Regions from separate parts of the Homo sapiens genome. Here regions 2, 3, 4 and 5 are each linked to region 1. A link is a contact called in ENCODE Hi-C or POLR2A ChIA-PET data. All regions are on one chromosome and are shown on one strand. The core of a region is the stretch at or near the end of the contact, and the rest is flanking DNA. Distances in the headings are between cores, read along the strand shown. Region 1 has its middle 71 kb from the start of RNF38. Region 2 overlaps ZCCHC7 (zinc finger CCHC-type containing 7). Region 3 holds the start of MSMP (microseminoprotein, prostate associated). Region 4 holds the start of HINT2 (histidine triad nucleotide binding protein 2). Region 5 overlaps PAX5 (paired box 5).

Region 1 (3,574 bases), core at 591-3,090:
TTTAGCATCTTGGCCAGGCTGGTCCTGAACTCCTGACCTCAGGTGATCCACCCACCTCCTGACCTCAGGTGATCCACCCACCTCGGTCTCTCAGAGTGCTGGGATTACAGATATGAGCCACCGTACCCAGCCCTGGATTCTCTATAAATCAGGCATATTTAAGTTACTTCTTAGAAAAGATCCCATGCTCTGTGATTCTCAACATTAGATCTTAACTGAGTGCTTGTTTGGGCACTTAAACAGATGAAGAAAAACTTCTTGGCTGGGCTTGGTAGTTCAGTATCTCATCTGTATTGTGGGCTTAATAGGTATTGGTGGGCCATCCTGGGAACGTACCATTTAGAAAATGATCTATGGCAAAATGGGCTTCTAAGGTCAAAGCCAGATTATATGAACTTTTGGAATAAGGCCTGTTTTTTCTTTGAGTGCTGCTAACTGCTGGCCAGGGATGTCCAATCTTTTGTCTTCTCTGGGCCATGTTGAAAGAATTGTCTTGGACCACACATGAAATACACTTGAAGAAATTTATGAATTTGTGTTGGGCTGCATTGAAAGCCATCCTGGGCTATGGGTTAGAGAAGCTTGGTTTATGGATACCTAGGAAGGAAAAATGAATTCTCTGCCTTTCATAATTACTAAACTGTGGAATTCATAGGAGGAAGACATTGATTCTATACAGGCAGGATAAAAGCTGATTAATCCAGATAATTGAAGAGTTTCTACACACTCACTGTTCTTAGTTTTTAAAATAACCTTAGGTTTAGACCATATCTAGAGATTGATATGTTTGGTGGCTCTTAAGACATTGTTGACTGTCTTTGCTAATGGCAGGAATGTAAGTCAAGAACTCTTGTAATCGAATTATCTAATATTTTTATTAAAACTGCATATATAGTTGAAAACAAATTGTTATTTTAAAATTGTTTTTTTAAAATTGATATTTTAAAGCTTCAAGTAAAAGCTACCATTATTTGCTAAAAAAAAGAAACATTCCTCTTCCCCAAACAAATCCAAGAAGCAAAGCAAGAAGTGAAAAGATTTGACTTTTTAAAGTGAATTTGTAAATTGGATGCGGTGGCTCACCTGTAATCCCAGCTACTTGGGAGGCTGAGGTGGGAGGATGACTTGAGGCCAGATGTTTGAGACCATCCCAGGCAACATAGCAAGACTCCATTTCTAAAAAGAAGTAAAGTAAATTTATGTGCAACTCATAAATTCTGTGTTGAGATAAAAACTGAAGTTACAATTTGACTCTGGAATGTTTAGTTAGTACTATACATCTTTTGAGTCTAATTGACAGGGTGAGTTTTGTTTTGTTATTTTGAGATAAGAGTCACTATTTTGCCCAGGCTGGCCTGGAACTCCTGGGCTCAGGCGATCACTTCAGTCTCTGGAGTAGCTGGGATTACCGCTTCAGAAGTGATTTTGACAAGTTATTCTGGAACTGTGTTGGAGAAGTTTAAAAAAGGTTGGGGTGGGAGTCGAAATCAAACTAGTTTTACCATACCAGGATCTTTTTGTAGCACATTTGAGATGTAAACATGTTTCCTTTTGAAATTTGGTAGAATAGTTATATTATTTTTCCCAATGCTATGTGATTAAAAACACAAGGCTCAAATTTATTTTTAAGGCTTGATTAAAACCTCTTGTTTCTATGGAAGAAAAGTTATTAAATTGAAAGGGGGCTTTAGAAATTTTAATTCCAAGATTGCTTTAAGAAGAGAGAGGCAAGTCAAATTGGATATGGGCCTCACAGAATTGACCTTGCTACTTCCTGGGTCTGGGAAACTGAGGGGGCTATGTTGCATTGGGGCGGGGCGGAAGCCTGGTAGGAGCTAGAAGTGAAACTGGAAGTGCCTTAAAAAAGCACATCGTTGTGTTAGGCTGAGTCAAGCTGGAATGAGCAGTGAGACAGTACAATTCTTAGGCATAAATATGTACGTAGTTCACCTGTAGATTTGCTGGAAGAGCCGACATGTTTGCAGTACCACAGACCAGAGAAGTCTCAGTGGAGGAAAATGAGAGAGAAGCAAAGGGAGAGATGGAGTTAGGGGCCTTCGGGTTCAGATTTTGAAATAAAATCTATGAGTCTTTGAGGGAGGCAGCAGGAAGTTAAAGGTGGAATACTGGAAATAGTTTTCCTTCCTCCATGCTGTATGGAGATGGGGGCTGCTGCATGGAAGTGGGGGCTAGATGTTGGTGAAGGTGTCCTTGTTCGAGCAGAGAAGGTAAGGTATATCCCCTTGGTTGGTTTGTTTTAAGGTGACAGATTCCTGCTACAATATTAGCAATACAAACAAAGGTTAGACAATCTTGTTAATTTTATTATGCCTGGGGTTAAAATTGAAATTCCCTTATTTTAAAAGAAAAATAGCTTATAACATAACAGTGACATCTAAGCGGAATAAATTTCCATGGCAGTTTAATGGTAGTTGTGTGCTTTCTGTCACACACACAACATACTCTTGTCTAACTAGGGCATGCAGTGCTGTTTTTCCCACAGGATTGGTAAGTGATAGATTCATATTCAAAGAGAGAAAAACCACTGCTCTTTCAGTGGGCCTCCCCTACTTCCCATTCCCAGAAACCACTCAGACACTGTGTGGATGGGTGCGAAGCATTATGGATTGGGGCTTATGGTTTGTGGCCCTGAGGTAGACCAGGGGGATCTTGTTAAAATGCCGATTTCTGGCAAGGCATCAGGTGATGGTGAAGAAAGTTTTGAGTACCAGGAGGTAGAGTAGTGGTTCTTAGACTTTAAAAGCTGGACACCCCCACCAGTGCTTTTGATTCACCTCACTGGGTGGGGCCTGCAGATTTCATTTTAAACAGGTTCCTAGGTGATGCTAATGCACATGAAGGGCAGGGTGTGTTCTGAGAGCCACTGTGGTGGAGTAGAAACAACCGAGGAGAATCAAGCCCATCCATCTCATCCTGGCTTCTTGAGCATTATTTCCTTTTTCTTTGTTTTTGTTTTGAGACAGGGTTTCACTCTGTCACTCAGGCTAGAGTGCAGTGGCATGATCCTGGCTCACTGCAGTCTCGATCTCCCCAGGCTCCAGTGACCCTCCCTCCACAGCCTCCCAAGTAGCTGGGACTACAGGTGGGTGCCACTACTCCCGGCTAATTTTTTGTATTTTGTAGTAGAGACGGGTTTTCGCCATGTTGGCCAGGCTGGTCTCAAACTCCTGGGCTCAAGTGATCCACCTGCCTTGGCCTCCCAAAGTGCTGAGATTACAGGTGTGAGCCACCGCACCAGGCTTTGAACATTATATATATTTTTTATTTTTTATTGAGATGGAGTTTTGCTCTTGTTGCCCAGGCTGGAGTGCAATGGCGCCATCTTGGCTCACCACAACCTCCACCTCCCGGGTTCAAGCAATTCTCCTGCCTCAGCCTCCCGAGTAGCTGGGATTGCAGGCATATGCCACCACGCCTGGCTAATTTTTTGTATTTTTAGTAGAGATGGGGTTTCTCCATGTTGGTCAGGCTGGTCTCAAACTCCCGACCTCAGGTGATTCGCCCACCTCAGCCTCCCAAAGTGCTGGGATTATAGGTGTGAGCCACTGTGCCT
Region 2 (3,574 bases), core at 778-3,277, 830 kb before region 1:
GGGGTTTTTCACCATGTTAGCTAGGATGGTCTCAATCTCCTGACCTCATGATCCACCTGCCTCGGCTTCCCAAAGTGCTGGGATTACAGGCATGAGCCACCGTGCCCAGCCTCACCCTTGAGATTTTGAGTTTACAAATGTGGAAAGAAGCAAAGCATATTTCACGTACTCGTGGTAAGGGGCAGTTTTTTGATAAATGACCACGTTTGTCACAATTTCTACAGATAATGTTTTTGTTGGCTGAATAGTACCGCTGGGTCCATCTTCCAGGTGTTCGGTTATTAGCTATCTGGGCCTAAGGGAAAAAAAAATCAAGAATTAAAAAAATTGTTTCACTGCTAAATAAAAGCCATCTACTACTCTTGTTAAAGACAACTATAAGCAAATAAAGATACATCAAGCTTCAAGTCAGTTCCATTACCTTGATAAAGCAAGAGAATTATTAGTTATATCTGTTCAACTTAGAACCTAGCCACAGGGGAACTTTATGATCTCTCTTGTTCTCTTAAAAAGAGGTAGAGGTTGGGCGTGGTGGCTCATGCCTGTAATCCCAGCACTTTCGGAGGCCGAGGTGGGCGGATCACCCGAGGTCGGGAGTTCAAAACCAGCCTGACCAACATGGAGAAACCCCATCTCTACTAAAAATACAAAACTAGCTGGGCGTGGTGGCGCAGGTCTGTAATCCCAGCTACTTGGGAGGCTGAGGCAGGAGAATCGCTTGCGCCTGGGAGGCGGAGGATGTGGTGAGCCGAGATTGTGCCATTGTACTCCAGCCTGGGCAACAAGAGTGAAACTTCATCTCAAAAAAAAAAAAAAAAAAAAAAAAAGAGGTAGAAAAACATAAAAGGAGGTGCCATAAAGGTAACTCTACTGCTTTTTGTCTGCCCCTCCCGCCTGCTGAGTCTTTTATACTTCTCCATGTGATTTTTTTTTTTTAATCTTTCTCTACTTATGTTTCAGATCGAGCAGGGGTACTGACATGCATCACTTAGACACCGCGGTAGCATTCAGTCAAAGCCACTGCTGACTTCTTTTCTTTCTTTCTTTTTTTTTTTTTGAGACGGAGTTTCACTCTTTTGCCCAGGCTGGAGTGAAGTGGCGTGATCTCGACTCACTGCAACCTCTACCTCCCTGGGTTCAAGCGATTCTCCTGCCTCAGCCTTCCGAGTAGCTGGGACTACAGGCGCCCGCCACCACACCTGGCTAATTTTTGTATTTTCAGTAGAGAAGGAGTTTCGCCATGTTGCCCAGTCTGATTTCGAACTCCTGACCTCAGGTGATCCACCCACCTCAGCCTCCCAAAGTGTTGGGATTACAGGTGTGAGCCACCACGCCCGGCCAGCCACTGCTGATTTCTATAACTGAATGTACACCATGTTTTTCTGAATGGGAGGGCTACTTAAATTTTGAGTTAGGGAATGGTGTTTTTATGACTTTGTCTTTTGTAAAGTTAGTACAGCTACCCAATATATCCATTCTTTTGAACAGCACAGGGTTACTGCCTACAAGACTGGATGATAATAAAAGACTGATAATCCAGTCTTCCTTTATAGAAATAAAGGAATGAGATAATTTCTTTCCACTGGAATCCTTTTAAGATCCATTCTGCCTACAGAGTGACCCAATTCTAACTGTCCCATATTCTAATCTAAATCTAGGATCTTGTAAGAGAGTACCAACAATGCATATCATATGGAATATCTAAAGAGGAACTGTAAATCCCAACCATGCTTTAGCTTGTTTGGTAGAATTCCATCTTTAAAAAAGTTTTCATCTTTTATTTGTTATTTTGCTGAACTGGCCAAGTGGACCACATGTAAGTACAATCTAGCTATCTCCCAAAACCAAGTTATAAAATTATTCTCTTTTTGTAGCATCTGCCACAATTAAGGCTAATAATCGACAAAGACAAACACCTGCCACATCCTAAAAATAGACTAACCATTTCCTTACACTGAAGAAGCAGTTATTTCCGGTGTTGATCTTTTTAGTGGTACCAGGCCATATGGGCTGAGAGGACTCACCGCAGGAGAGAAACAGAAAGGGAAAGGGGACTGGATGATTACAGCTATTAACTCACTGACAAAACTCAAGGCTGAACCAAGTTTCTGAAGAGTTAAATCACTCATATGCTAAAATCAAATGTTTTCTTATAAGCCACTTAAACTTATTAATGTTCCAAAAGTTATCATAATAAACTATGAAGCAAAGGAAATTATTATTCTGAATTTTAAAAACAATTTGATTTTACCTCAATGTCTTTGTCACTGATGGACCAGTTTATACCATCTTCTCCTACAAAACAAATAAATTATTACTTAACCGTGGCACTTTTAAAGGACTTATAGATTGACAATAGATTACACAATTTATGAGTACTCAAATTGGACCCCAAAGGTACACTGAGAAATGTTGAATACCTGAAATTCCTATTTTGGCTCTGTTATTAATTATGTGGCCCTGGACAAATACTTAACCTCTCTGAGTCTCAGTTTTCTGACCTGTGAAATGGGATAATAGTATTTTCCCTGTCTGCCTAAAAAGTCCTGTGAGAATAAAATGAGGTATGTGAAAATACATTGAAAAGCATCAGACTACATACAAATATTAAAACAAAAAAAAATCAGTGAAGGGCCCAAAAATACAACAGCAGATGCAGAATGAAATCTTAACTTCTTTTATCTGACTAAAGCAGAGCTTTACTGAGGCAGCTGTCACAACCCTCTCACACCTCCAGGAGGATCCACAGGAGGGAGATGACTGACACTGGGCACTGAGACATAACAAAAAAATTGTGTAAATGAGATCTTTCTGTCCTTTGACTCCCTAAGCTACCCCCTCTTGTTAAGTTGGTATATAGCCCCTTACTTCTTGTTTTTTTTGGAGACAGGGTCTTGCTCTGTTGCCAAGACTGGAGTACAGTGGTACCATTTTGGCTCACTGCAACCTCCGCCTCCCAGGCTTAAGCAATCCTCCCACATCAGCCTCCTGAGTAGCTGGGACTACAGGAACTTGCCACCACGCTAGGCTAATTTTTATAATTTTTTTGGTAGAGACAGGGTTTCACCATGTCACCCAGGCTGGTCTCAAACTCCTGAGCTCAAGAGATCCACCCACTTCAGCCTCCCAAAGTGCTGGCATCTGTGGTGTGCCACAGCAAGAGGCATAACCCCTTACTTCTATAACCCTCTAAACTCTTCTTCAGAGTTACTGATATTGAGTGCTCCTTCAAGTGTGAATAAACCTTATCTTTTCTCCAGTTAACCTGTCCAGTATCAGTTAACTTGCAGGCCCACAATTTGAACTCAGCTTGGTAGAGGAAAAGTATTTCTACCAAATATGAGTATTAACTGTGTCCACTAGCTTTGCATTCTACATGACTTTCATTATAACAATAAAAAAATTAGACTCTGAATAATATCTCACTAATAGGGTTAGGTTCTTAGCACTGTATTTTATAACATCAAAAACAGCAAAATAAAAGAAAAAAAAGGAGGCCAAATATCCAGAAACCACTGATTAATCTAAAAATACAACTGTAAAAACCTAGTGGGGGAAATAATCTCCCACATTT
Region 3 (3,574 bases), core at 728-3,227, 720 kb after region 1:
TTGGAGTAAATGGGACTGAAAACGTAGAAAAACCAAATAAATGCCAAAGAGACTATCCCTATGGAGAATACCTAGAACATGGGTCTTTGAAGTGTGGAAAAATGAAAGAAATCCAATTTGACCAGGGCCTTTAGTGCCAAAGAGATGGCTAGCAGGAGAGTGGTGAGAAAGGAGAACTGGAGAGTTCACATGAGCGGAAATAGGAAGAAATGGATCCAAATCCAAGTGAGAAAAAGCAGGAGACTTAAAGTTAGCCTGGCAGGATGATGAGAAAAGGACATCTTGTCCTAGGGTAGAGGCGAGGGTGCAGATCTGGGGGAAGAAGGCTTATTGGGAACAGTTTCTCAAACTAGACATTCAGAAGTCAATACAAGGGCCAAAACCAAAATGTTCCTGGAGGTACCTGTTTTTGAAAGAGGTGGGAAAGGTGACATGGATTAGGGGTCTCCATCCCCCAGGCCACAGGCCAGTACCAGTCTGTGGCCTGTTAGGAAGCGGGAGCACAAAGCAGGAGGTGGGCGGCAGGCGAGTGAGCATTACCGCCTGAGCTCCTCCTCCTGGCAGATCAGCAGAGGCATTAGATTCTCACAGGAGTGCAAACCCCACTGTGAACTCCGCATGCAAGGGATCTAGATTGCACACTCCTTATGAGAATCTAATGCCTGATGATCTGAGATGAAACAGTTTCATCCCAAAATCATCTCCCCGCTGCTATCCCCCTCCATCCACTGGTGGAAAAATTGTTTTCCACAAAACCGGTCCCTGGTACCAAAAAGGTTGGGGACTGCTGACAAGGAGTATGAGTGTGAAAGGTGCAGAGGTCTATGCCAGGAGACAGCCATCCCCAATAGAAGCCCTCAGCTATGCACAAACTGCTTAATGTCATTCAAAGAAAATAATGTCGCCCATTTTGCCTCAGAGCTTTAGCCCCAATCACAGCAACTGCTATTTCCTGACGCTTACGCACCAGAGATGGTGATAAGAGCACTGCACGCATTATCTCAGTAATCCTCATAACAGCCCAATGAGTTGGCATTACTATCCCCAATTTATAGATGAGGAAACAGGCTCAGAGAGGTGAAGTAATCTGACCAGGTTACATAGCTAAGTGGAGTCAGGATCTGAATCCAAGAAGACTGTCTCTACAGCCCATGCTCTCAATAATCCATCCTGGGCTCCTCCAGAACCTGTGGGAAACTCAGAGGATGCCAAATGATAAATTCCTAAAAACCTCACTCCATTATATATGGGAGGAAAGAGAGGACACCTCTGTGAACCTGGAGTGATTCATCCCATCAGGGCACTTAGAGATGCTCCTCTTTGAAAGGGGAAAGAACCATCCCCAGATGTGGGGTGATCCCACATCTGCTGTATGTTTGAAGGTGATAAGCAATGGACAGTTCACCTCTGGAATGCCTGAGGAAAAGAGACCCTCCCCACCATCTCTGAGGGGCAGCCCTATTTCTTGGATACATTAGGGAAACCCTGCCCTAGGATCTGAGGGAAACACAGTCTCCACTCCAGGTGCCTGCTCACTCTCCTGGAGCTTCTGGCCGTCGCACCCTATTGCAGCTCCTGGGTTTGGCTGGGGCACAGGATTAACCATCCCCAGGAAATGCCTCCCTCCGGTCCAGGCAGGGATCCCAGCATACACACCCCTGGTGGTGGCAGTGGGGGAGAAAGGGGGAAGGTGGAATGCTTCCTTCTCTCCAGGTCAGGGAAGAGATCTGGGGACCACCTGGGGGCCCTCGCCCCTCCTGCCTCCTTGCTGGGGAAGTGCCCAGTCCAGTGCCCCCTCCATGGCCACCTCCCTCCCTCTAGCTGTGCCGGGGCATGAATCAGCTCTCACAGCTTGTTAAAGCTAGACCTCTTGTTTTCATGCCCTCACCTCAGGAAACAGAGTTACAACTTTTCCAGCTCTACTCAGCAGGGGGCCAGGGTCCTCACTTTATAAACATCCCCAGCCTGTGAGAGCAGAGGGCAGGGAGATAGTGTGAGACAGGAGCCCAGGGGAGAAAGACAGAAACTAAGACTCAAGGAGCAACGCAAAGCAAAGTCAAGGAGTCAAGACCAGAGTAGCTGAGCAGAGGCCAAGAAGGGTCTGAGAGGGCTGTGCAGCAGCAATGGCCCTAAGGATGCTCTGGGCTGGACAGGCCAAGGGGATCCTAGGAGGCTGGGGGATCATCTGCTTGGTGATGTCTCTACTCCTCCAGCACCCAGGAGTCTACAGCAAGTGCTACTTCCAAGCTCAAGGTAAAGTGGGGTGAAGCGTTAGGAATGGAGGAGCAGCAGAGAGGGCACAGGGAGGATGGGGCCTTACAGATGATCCCGTGTCAAAATACCCAGGCTTCCTCCAGCTGTGAAACAGGAAAGACAAACTAAATACGGGGATAGTGCGTACTTACTGTCTCCACCCCAGACCAGAAGAGCCTCTGCCTCTCATCAGCACTCCTACACCTACTAACATTTCCCGTTCTTCCCTAGCCCCCTGTCACTATGAGGGGAAATATTTTACCCTGGGTGAGTCTTGGCTCCGCAAGGACTGTTTCCATTGCACCTGTCTGCATCCTGTTGGCGTGGGCTGCTGTGACACGTGAGTGACCAAAGATGGCCAGAGAGAATGACTCTGATATGAGTGACTGAGGGATGACCAGGGAGTGACTAGATTGCTGTGATGTAAGAATGAACAGAAGAGCAATACAAGATGGGCCAAACCTGAAGGGACCAACACTAGTGTGAAAGATAAGGCTTCAGGCTATAAATCAGGGGAGGTTGGGGTGGACCTGGAGAGAAAATACTCCTGTTATAAAACAAAAAGGCCCACATATGGTAGGTGACAGCTTAGTTAGGAGGACCAAGGGGCCACTGAAAGGGGCTCTGTGGGGGGAAAACTGTGAGAGAGGGAACATGTGGGCAGGGATAAAGGCAGCCTTTCACTGTGCTGACTCCTTCCCCTATCCTTGGTTCCCCAGGTCCCAGCATCCCATCGACTTCCCGGCTGGGTGTGAGGTACGTCAGGAGGCAGGAACCTGCCAGTTCTCCTTGGTGCAAAAATCTGACCCTCGGCTGCCCTGCAAAGGGGGAGGGCCTGACCCAGAATGGGGCTCAGCCAACACCCCTGTTCCTGGGGCTCCTGCTCCCCACTCCAGCTAAACTCAACTGATCATCCATCTGCTGACTGCTCACTGCTGCTGCCACTTCCAGGGAAACCACTAGCAGCTGCCAATGTATTCTGAACAAATAAATTAATGCTATAGCTGAAAGCCCGACTCTCACTGTCCACGACATTGGACCCCAGGTGGAAAAAGTGGGTCCCATTAGAGTCCAGGTGCTGAGTTCTCAGTATCCGGAAGGAACTAGCACCAGGGTGGGCCAGTTTCAGATGGTTATGGTGCTGGTGCTGGGGCCTGGGGCAGCATATGAGGCCAGGGTGGGGCTAGTAGGCAGCACCTTGATGGGCAGGTCCCAGCTGAAGGTGTCTACAGGTACTTGCTCAGGTCCTGTCCAGGTGGTAGGTTCGGGCTGTTCCACAGGGGGTAGGAGTACCAATCCTGGTTCTCGGGACGTTACAAAT
Region 4 (3,574 bases), core at 657-3,156, 660 kb after region 1:
GGCAACTCTAGGGTCTCCCAGTGTCCCAGAGGCACCACAGAGAACTGCAGCCTCTGGGGCCCAGAGAAGAGGCCATTCTACATTTCCTCACAATTAGGGGGGCCATCTGTTCCTCCAAGGGAAGGAATGCAATCTGGACTGCTAGGATCCCTGGGGAAAATCACAGAATCAAATGTCTGCCCTTTAGAGGAGAAAGGATTTTCTAACAATAATATAGCTATACAAAAGAGATTGTTATATCTCTAGAAGCAAAGTTCCCCAACAGTGGTTATATGCCCCATGATAACCATTCACCTAAAACTAATTCAACTAATAGTCAACAATAGAGTTAGGATTACTATGATAAACTCATTGAAGGAAATAATAAGCAGCCAATACAAACTATATTTACGTAGACTGTAAAAATATGAAAAATTGATTACACATGGGTTAGTATCATATGCAATACATATTACATATTATGAAAAAAAGACAGGAAACACCAAATGTTATTCATTCAACAATTACTGACCACCTATATGTATCAGGTCATGTGTTTAAAAAAAAAAAAAAGAAAAAAAGAAAAACCAAAGAAACAGTGGTAACTTGTCCTATGTGATATCAGACTAAAACTTACCTAGCGTCTGAGAATATTAGTATTTTGTGACCCCACGTTTCTTATGTCAAAAATATATATTCCAGCAGTGCAAACCTGACTTATTGGTGCCTCATACCTGTAATCCCAGCACCTTGGGAGGCCGAGGCAGGAGGATCACGAGGTCAGGAGATCGAGACCATCCTGGCTAACACGGTGAAACCCCGTCTCTAATAAAAATACAAAAAATTAGCCGGGCGTGGTGGCGGGTGCCTGTAGTCCCAGCTACTCGGGAGGCTGAGGCAGGAGAATGGCGTGAACTCGGGAGGCGGAGCTTGCAGTGAGCCGAGATCGCGCCACTGCACTCCAGCCTGGGCGACAGAGCGAGACTCCGTCTCAAAAAAAAAAAAAAAGAAAAAAGAAAAAAAGAAAAAAAAAGAAAACACCAGGCACCGAGCTAACTGTATCACACACCTTTTCCGATTAGAAAAGAACAATGAATACATACTCCTTTGCTTATTATAATTCTTGTGCGGCAAATATAGGACACTCTTATCTCCTCCTGCTCAAAAAAAAAAAATGCAAAAACCACAGACTTTTTAATCTATGGAGTGAATGCGTTAACAAGAACATAGAATTAAGGAAGAATTTCCCTTAGATAAGTACATTAAAATCTCCAAAATGCTCAAGGGACTGAAACTGCCCTTGTGGAGAAAATGCTGCGCATCAGCCCCGCCAGTTAAAACAAACAAACAAACACAAAAAAACACACCTCATCCCCGTTCACCTTTAGCCCCACCCCGGGTGGTTCTTGGAGCCAATAAGCGCCGGATGCCCTCAGAGCCCCGCCCTCCTCCTGGCCAAAGCGGTGAGAGGGTCTAAAACAGCCCTTTCTGCAGCAGGTGGCGGAGCCCCGCCCCCTTCTCCCCGCGCACCAATAGGAACCAGACCTGAAGAGGACGAACCAAGAACGAAAAGAACCACCCACTCGGGAGCCGCAACCTAGAAGCCAGAGTTGTGTATCAGATTCAACTAGGAGAAAATCCCACCTCCAGGCTCCATTAATCCTTCCAATGGAGTGGAAGTTTCTCTCACAGAGAAACTAGTAAGGGGATCCAATGGGAAAAGAACGTTCACACGGACTAGAAGACGAAACCAATGGAATGGAAAATTGTCCTCGCGTTGGTAGAAGCAGCCAATGAGATGAAAAGAGCCCGCCTCCAAAGTGGCTGCAGAGGCAATGGGGTGAATCGTGCTCAGAGGCGCGCTCCAATGGGGTAGCAGGGCTCGCCCGGCCGCCACTACCCCGCTTCCCCGCGCCCGGAGTCCCCACCCACGGCCGGCCGCGGAGCCGAGTGCTGACCCGGGTGAGAGGTTCCCGCGGCTCAGGGAAGATGGCGGCAGCCGTGGTGCTGGCTGCTGGGTTGCGCGCGGCGCGCAGAGCCGTGGCGGCCACGGGGGTGCGCGGGGGGCAGGTGAGAAGTGGCGCGGGAGCGAGTAGGGGGTCCTGCGGGCTCCGAAGCCATCCGGGGCCAGGGGGTCCCGAAGGCGCGCAGAGCCGCGCAGAGCTCCTGCCTGTGGCCTCTGCCCCTCCGAGGCACAAGCTCCGGGGCTGTGTGGTGAGGTCGAACTGGTGGCTCCGGAGAACGAGCTGGTGCTGATTCCCGCCCTGCGCAGGCCGGGGCGCCGAGGTCGGGACAGGGTCAGTGCAGCGGCTGCCGCCTTCTTTCCACTGCCTGCAGCCCAGCTGGCCCGATGCCCCCTGCAGGAAATGAGCTTTCTCTTCTTGGAGCCAGTGCTCTGCCCTCCTCAGGCTTCTGGCCTCCTAATGAGCACTAGTGTTAACCTCTCTTCTGCACTTGCCAGAAGCGGCTCGGAGGTCAGAGAATTCATTCCGTCCCGTTCTCCCCCAACGTGATGCAATGACATCAGCCTTCTCTGAATCCCTTACCCGAAGTTCCCTGGGGCTAGGGGAGCAGAGGTCACTTAGCTGAACTCTTACCTCCACTCATTCAAGGGACAAGAGTTAAAATTCACAGAGTCACATGTGACACCCAGATGAGGGGTCAACTAGTGTCAAACAGGGCGATTGCATTAAAACTTAAATAAAACAGGCGACAAGGCTTAAAGATCAGAAAACAAGTAACGGAAATAAGTGGAAATGTACTAACAAGGTGAGAGTGGAAAGAGATTCAAGCCATCGCAAGAGATTATGGAAACCATCCCTTTATTTTATATTAGAAGCTGAGAGAAGGAATTTATCTGAGGTAATTCAGTGGTATGGTAAGGTAGGAACTGAGACCAAAATCCCCAGTCTCTCATTCTAGATCCTTTCCCTAAACAGTGCTATATTTCGTGGACACATGAGCAGGAATCAATTGCACTGCTGAATCCTGATAATAATACCGCCTGTTATCTAACCAGGTCCAGCACCTTCTGGCCCTACCCTTTGCTGCTGGTGCTCTGAAATTCAGGAACTTTCCTCCTGGGTGGGAACGATGAATAGGTTATTAGAAGGACGAAATTAACAACTATCAGAGCCCAGCTTCTGCCAGCTCCCTCCTTTGAATATGGTCGATCCACCTTCAGGTCCGAGGAGCTGCAGGTGTGACTGATGGGAATGAAGTGGCCAAGGCCCAGCAGGCAACTCCTGGGGGAGCAGCCCCAACCATCTTCTCCCGGATCCTGGACAAGAGCCTCCCAGCTGACATTCTCTATGAGGACCAGCAGGTGGGGTGCTCTTAGGACCTATCCCCTTAGGAATGTTGTAGATACCATCCAACCTGTTGAAGTAACGTGGCCTCTGGCCTGTCACTTCCCCCAGTGTCTTGTGTTCCGTGATGTGGCCCCTCAGGCTCCTGTGCACTTCCTGGTCATTCCTAAGAAGCCCATTCCTCGGATTAGCCAGGCTGAAGAAGAAGACCAGCAGGTGGGAAGAACAGGGCCAGGGTTTGGCTGGGAGGAGCCCCTGGACCCAGCTAGAGGTCTTGCTCCCTATGA
Region 5 (3,574 bases), core at 312-2,811, 520 kb before region 1:
CCTCTCCCTCCTTTCCTCCATTCTCACAGGGCCGTCCGCCATCCCCACTGTTGACAGCCAGCCCCATCAGTCTTATCTCCCCATGGGGTGCTGCCCACACGTCCCCCCGCACTGACCTCAGTTCTTGAGAGAAGCCCTGCCCTTCTCTCGCGGGCCTCCCTTTCCTCCTGCTCATTCCTCCTGTGCCTCCAGTCCCTGTGTGTTGGCTCAGCTTCCCGTCTCCAGGCCATTGCCCACTCAGGGCCTGCCACCTGGAATGCTGTCCTTGAGCCTGGACCTGGCCTGGCTTTCTGGAACCAGCCCACTCCCCTGTGGGGATTTCCAGTGTTGGGTCATTGGTCCTTCACAACTGGCTGAGACCCAAGGATTCTTTAGGGTCCAGTGTGGAGTATGGGTGAACAGGCAGCCTCTCCATCTCCTTTTCCCAGTGTGGCTTTGGGGGCAGGAAGGAGGTTACCACCATTTTGTCTTGGCCTCTGCTGGGGCTTTCCAAGGGCAGGTCCCCTCCCTGGCCCTCTGTGTGCTGTCCCCTGGATGTAGAGAGGTGTCTACATGTCCCCTCATGTAGAGAGGTGGGTTGTTACCTGAGTTCTCTTTTTGTCTAGGAAGGAGTCAGGACCAAGGTTCTGCTGGGGTGTGGTCGTGGTGGGGGCATCACGTAGAACCCAGGGGGGAATTGGCAGCCTGGTAGCCATGCTTTCCTTGGCTTGCCCTGTATTGATGATGATTTTGAATTAGTTACCAACATTGCAAAATCAGGAAATTTCATGTATGGATGGATGCCTGGCTTCTTTGGGGAAGAAAAATCAGATCTGGCAACCCTGGGGCAGCTGGCAGCCTGGCAACCCACAAGGCAACAGTCATCTGGGGCTGCTGGGCCCGAGTTCTCATGCGCTCCCCGCTCAAGTTGCTCTCGGCACTTGTGCTCTGTTTTCCTTGGCCTGAAGGTCTTTGAGCTTCTGGAGTCTTAGCATGAACTCTAAAGAAACCAGTTTGGCTCAGTCTCTGCCTGTGGCAGCTGAAGCTAATGGGAGGCAGATCCTGGAACTGGCCGGTGGGGCCGAGTGTGCGTGCGTGTATGTGTGTGGTCAGGGAAGTGGGTAGTCAGGCTTACAGGCCAGAGGTGGGTAGGGTAGCGGAGGCAAGAACTTAGGGCAGTGGCCAAGCAGCCACACTCCTTGGCAGGTCATGTGCTCTATACCCTGCAGGTAGGGTAGTCCAGGCACAGAGGGCGCAGGCTTGGCCCAAGGGTATGCAGGGGGCAGTTAGTGGCAGAGATGGTGAGGACCTGGTTTCCATCTCCCTGCCTGGCGGGCCACTCTCCCCTGTGATCTCTGTCCTGATCTTGTAGCTGTGGGCACCTCAGCTGAGACCCAGATAGACAACTGCTGGAGGCCTCTGTGGTAACGCAGGGCATCTGAGGCCAGGTGGCCAATTGGAGGGGCTCCTGGGGCCTTTCCCTAGTGCCCAGGGCCTGTCCCACGGGTGGGGGCTCAGGTTTCGGTTCCTCCTCGCTCCTGGGTCCCCAAGTTTCACTTTGATTCAGTGAGCGAGAGCCCCCGTGAGAGCCAACGCCGCTGAACCCCCACCCTCTCTGTTTGTGCACCTGGTTTGCCCCAGCCCCTCCCCCTCCTCTTACCCCCAGTTCCTTTTCCCATGGGGTGGTGTACTGGTGTTCGGGAGAGCCCTGGGGGTATGGGAGAGGGCAGGGTGCTGCCATGTGGGGATCTCAGTTCAGGGAATCAGTTTGGGGGCCAACCAGTAAAAGAGTGGTGGGGCCGATGGAGGGGGATATAGTCTCATCTGCTGTGGGCAGTCCCCTGCCAAGGCGGTCTGGAACTTGAGGTGAAATGGCCTTGGCTTTCTCCACCCTGCATGCCCTGCTGCCCCATGGGGAAGAGAATCCCACAGTCCTTTCTCTCTGGCTTGGGAATATGGTTTAATCCCTGGCTGCATAGCCTGTGGGTCAGAGAATTTACAAGGCTTCAAACCCCTGCCCCTGCTGTGTCCCTTCTTCCTGTCCCTTTCTCTGTCTGGGCCTCAGTTTTTCCATCTAAAACAGGAGATCAATGAATTGCTGAGGTTTTTTTCTGGCACCAAAATTTTGAGTTTCTCCTGGTTCCATCTCAAGTCCTCTTGGCATTATTGTAGGGCAGCAGTTCTCAAATGTTTGGTCCTGGGTCCCTTTAAACTCTTAAAAATTATCAAGGACTTCAAGGAGCTTTAGTTTATGAGGGTTAATTAAAATGGATGAAAGTTTAAAATATTTATTTATTAAAAATAACAGTAACAAACAAGTAACATAAATAATATTTTTGAAATAAGAAAGAACCGAATCTTCCAAACCCAAAATTTAGTATGAATGGCATTGGCTTACAGTTCTGCAGATCCCTTTAGTGTCTGGCTTAATAGAAAACAGCTGGACTCTCATAGCTGCTGCTGTATTCACTCCGTTGTGATGGAACACATCTTACAGCTTCTGAAAACCTCCACTGTAGACTCGTGAGAGAATGAGAGTGAAGAAGACAAATCACACATTAGCATTAATATGAAAATAACAGGTGCAGCAAACCACTATGGCACATGTATACCTGTGTAACAAACCTGCACATTCTGCACGTGTATCCCAGAACTTAAAGTAAAATAAAAAAACAATGAAAATAATTTTGTCCTCACAGATCACCTGAAAGTATCTTGGGGACCCCTTCTTCCAACCCTGGCAGGGCTCCCTGGACTACACTTTGAAAATTTCTGCTTCAGGCTGCTGCAAAGTCTGAACTTGCCTACTTATCACTCATATAGATAAGGTGAGCAATTAAGTGGTTTCAGTTAAAAGAAAGGTGTCATCAGTCATTTCTCCTGTTCTTAGCTCCTTAAGACAGTGGGAGCCATGGCAGGTCTTTGAGCTGAGGAGGGAGTGACAAGACACACTGGGTTTTGGAAATCCTCCACTAGCCGATTGGGATATGTATGTAGTGCTTCTTGCTTCTATCCCAGGTTGAGCTCCCACGGAAAGACATAGCTACCGAGCCTTCTCCCCTTCCCAGCAGATTGTTGGTAGGGCTTGAGGTCTGATTTCCCTCCAGCAGGCTTTCTTCTGTGCCAGCAGCAGCCAGCTCGTGCCACCCGAGAGCCTGGGGAGTGAGTGTTTCAGAACCCTGCCTATTCTCCCCATCCAGCTTAGCTCTGTACTAGCCTGCAGCCACCTGGAGACCCCATCTGGGGCATATTTTTGATGGGAAGAAAACCTAGCAATGCTATTGATTGGGAATGAAACAAAATAAAATAAAGAAGTGGGTTTGGTATTTATCTTGACTCCTGGCATTTGAGGAAAAGCAGGTCTAAAAGACAGTTGACAAAGGGGAGATTTTTGTTCTGATTCCACAGGGGCTTCTGGGTGTTTCTGGAATGTTTCTGGTTGACTCATGTGTGTGTGTGGGAGGGTTGGGGGGTGGGGGCGAGGTGTGTGTGTGCCCGCATGTGTTTAATTTTACTTTGAAATTTCTAGTTTTCATTTTTATTAGTACAAATTAACATTTGTGTTAGTCCTTCCTTGGGGCATTTTATCCCTGTG

The links. A loop is a pair of places that touch in the nucleus more often than their neighbours do. ChIA-PET counts read pairs that join two places held with the same protein, here RNA polymerase II (POLR2A). Pooled maps may share reads with other maps.
Region 2: a loop to region 1 is called in a pooled map, with 4 times the contacts of the local background. The contact joins two enhancer-like sites. A Hi-C loop is called at or near these places in 1 of 37 single-sample maps with no recorded cell type and 2 of 50 pooled maps. POLR2A ChIA-PET finds 5 or more read pairs at or near these places in 1 of 52 experiments (H1).
Region 3: a loop to region 1 is called in a pooled map, with 2.3 times the contacts of the local background. The contact joins the promoter of MSMP here to the enhancer-like site in region 1. A Hi-C loop is called at or near these places in 6 of 50 pooled maps. POLR2A ChIA-PET finds 5 or more read pairs at or near these places in 2 of 52 experiments (H1 and endothelial cell of umbilical vein).
Region 4: a loop to region 1 is called in a pooled map, with 6 times the contacts of the local background. The contact joins the promoter of HINT2 here to the enhancer-like site in region 1. A Hi-C loop is called at or near these places in 2 of 37 single-sample maps with no recorded cell type and 9 of 50 pooled maps. POLR2A ChIA-PET finds 5 or more read pairs at or near these places in 1 of 52 experiments (activated T-cell).
Region 5: a pooled map shows a loop between it and region 1 (3-fold over the local background). The contact joins two enhancer-like sites. A Hi-C loop is called at or near these places in 2 of 37 single-sample maps with no recorded cell type and 3 of 50 pooled maps.

Annotation. Positions count from the first base shown.
Region 1 is chr9:36,469,382-36,472,955 of GRCh38, reverse strand. It overlaps a transcript of RNF38 not described here. Among named protein-coding and RNA genes, the nearest start is that of RNF38, 71 kb to the right of the region's middle. Within about 2 kb of position 1,840, at least 30 of the 41 ENCODE cell types and tissues checked have a DNase peak (open chromatin) inside an H3K27ac peak, as active enhancers do; they include endothelial cell of umbilical vein, where a contact is called at or near this core.
Region 2 is chr9:37,300,909-37,304,482 of GRCh38, reverse strand. ZCCHC7 (zinc finger CCHC-type containing 7) reads right to left here. Exons shown (of 9, transcript NM_032226.3): 3 at 2,252-2,295; 4 at 170-295. Among named protein-coding and RNA genes, the nearest start is that of LINC01627, 92 kb to the left of the region's middle. RefSeq lists an enhancer at 1,942-1,991. Within about 2 kb of position 2,027, at least 5 of the 41 ENCODE cell types and tissues checked have a DNase peak (open chromatin) inside an H3K27ac peak, as active enhancers do.
Region 3 is chr9:35,752,679-35,756,252 of GRCh38, reverse strand. MSMP (microseminoprotein, prostate associated) reads left to right here and starts at 1,977. Exons shown (of 3, transcript NM_001044264.3): 1 at 1,977-2,253; 2 at 2,485-2,593; 3 at 2,973-3,263. The coding sequence starts at 2,124. The coding sequence ends at 3,153. It overlaps RGP1 (RGP1 partner of RAB6A GEF complex), which reads right to left. Exons shown (of 9, transcript NM_001080496.3): 9 at 1-3,574. The coding sequence ends at 3,379. RefSeq lists an enhancer at 2,164-3,363.
Region 4 is chr9:35,813,374-35,816,947 of GRCh38, reverse strand. HINT2 (histidine triad nucleotide binding protein 2) reads left to right here and starts at 1,906. Exons shown (of 5, transcript NM_032593.3): 1 at 1,906-2,049; 2 at 3,164-3,304; 3 at 3,399-3,503. The coding sequence starts at 1,969. FAM221B (family with sequence similarity 221 member B) reads left to right here. Exons shown (of 7, transcript NM_001012446.4): 7 at 1-557. RefSeq lists silencers at 1,264-1,443, 1,774-2,093 and an enhancer at 1,534-1,713.
Region 5 is chr9:36,992,003-36,995,576 of GRCh38, reverse strand. The region is part of intron 5 of PAX5 (paired box 5); the gene reads left to right. Among named protein-coding and RNA genes, the nearest start is that of PAX5, 40 kb to the left of the region's middle. RefSeq lists enhancers at 197-266, 317-376, 407-566, 1,877-1,926. Within about 2 kb of position 1,561, at least 4 of the 41 ENCODE cell types and tissues checked have a DNase peak (open chromatin) inside an H3K27ac peak, as active enhancers do.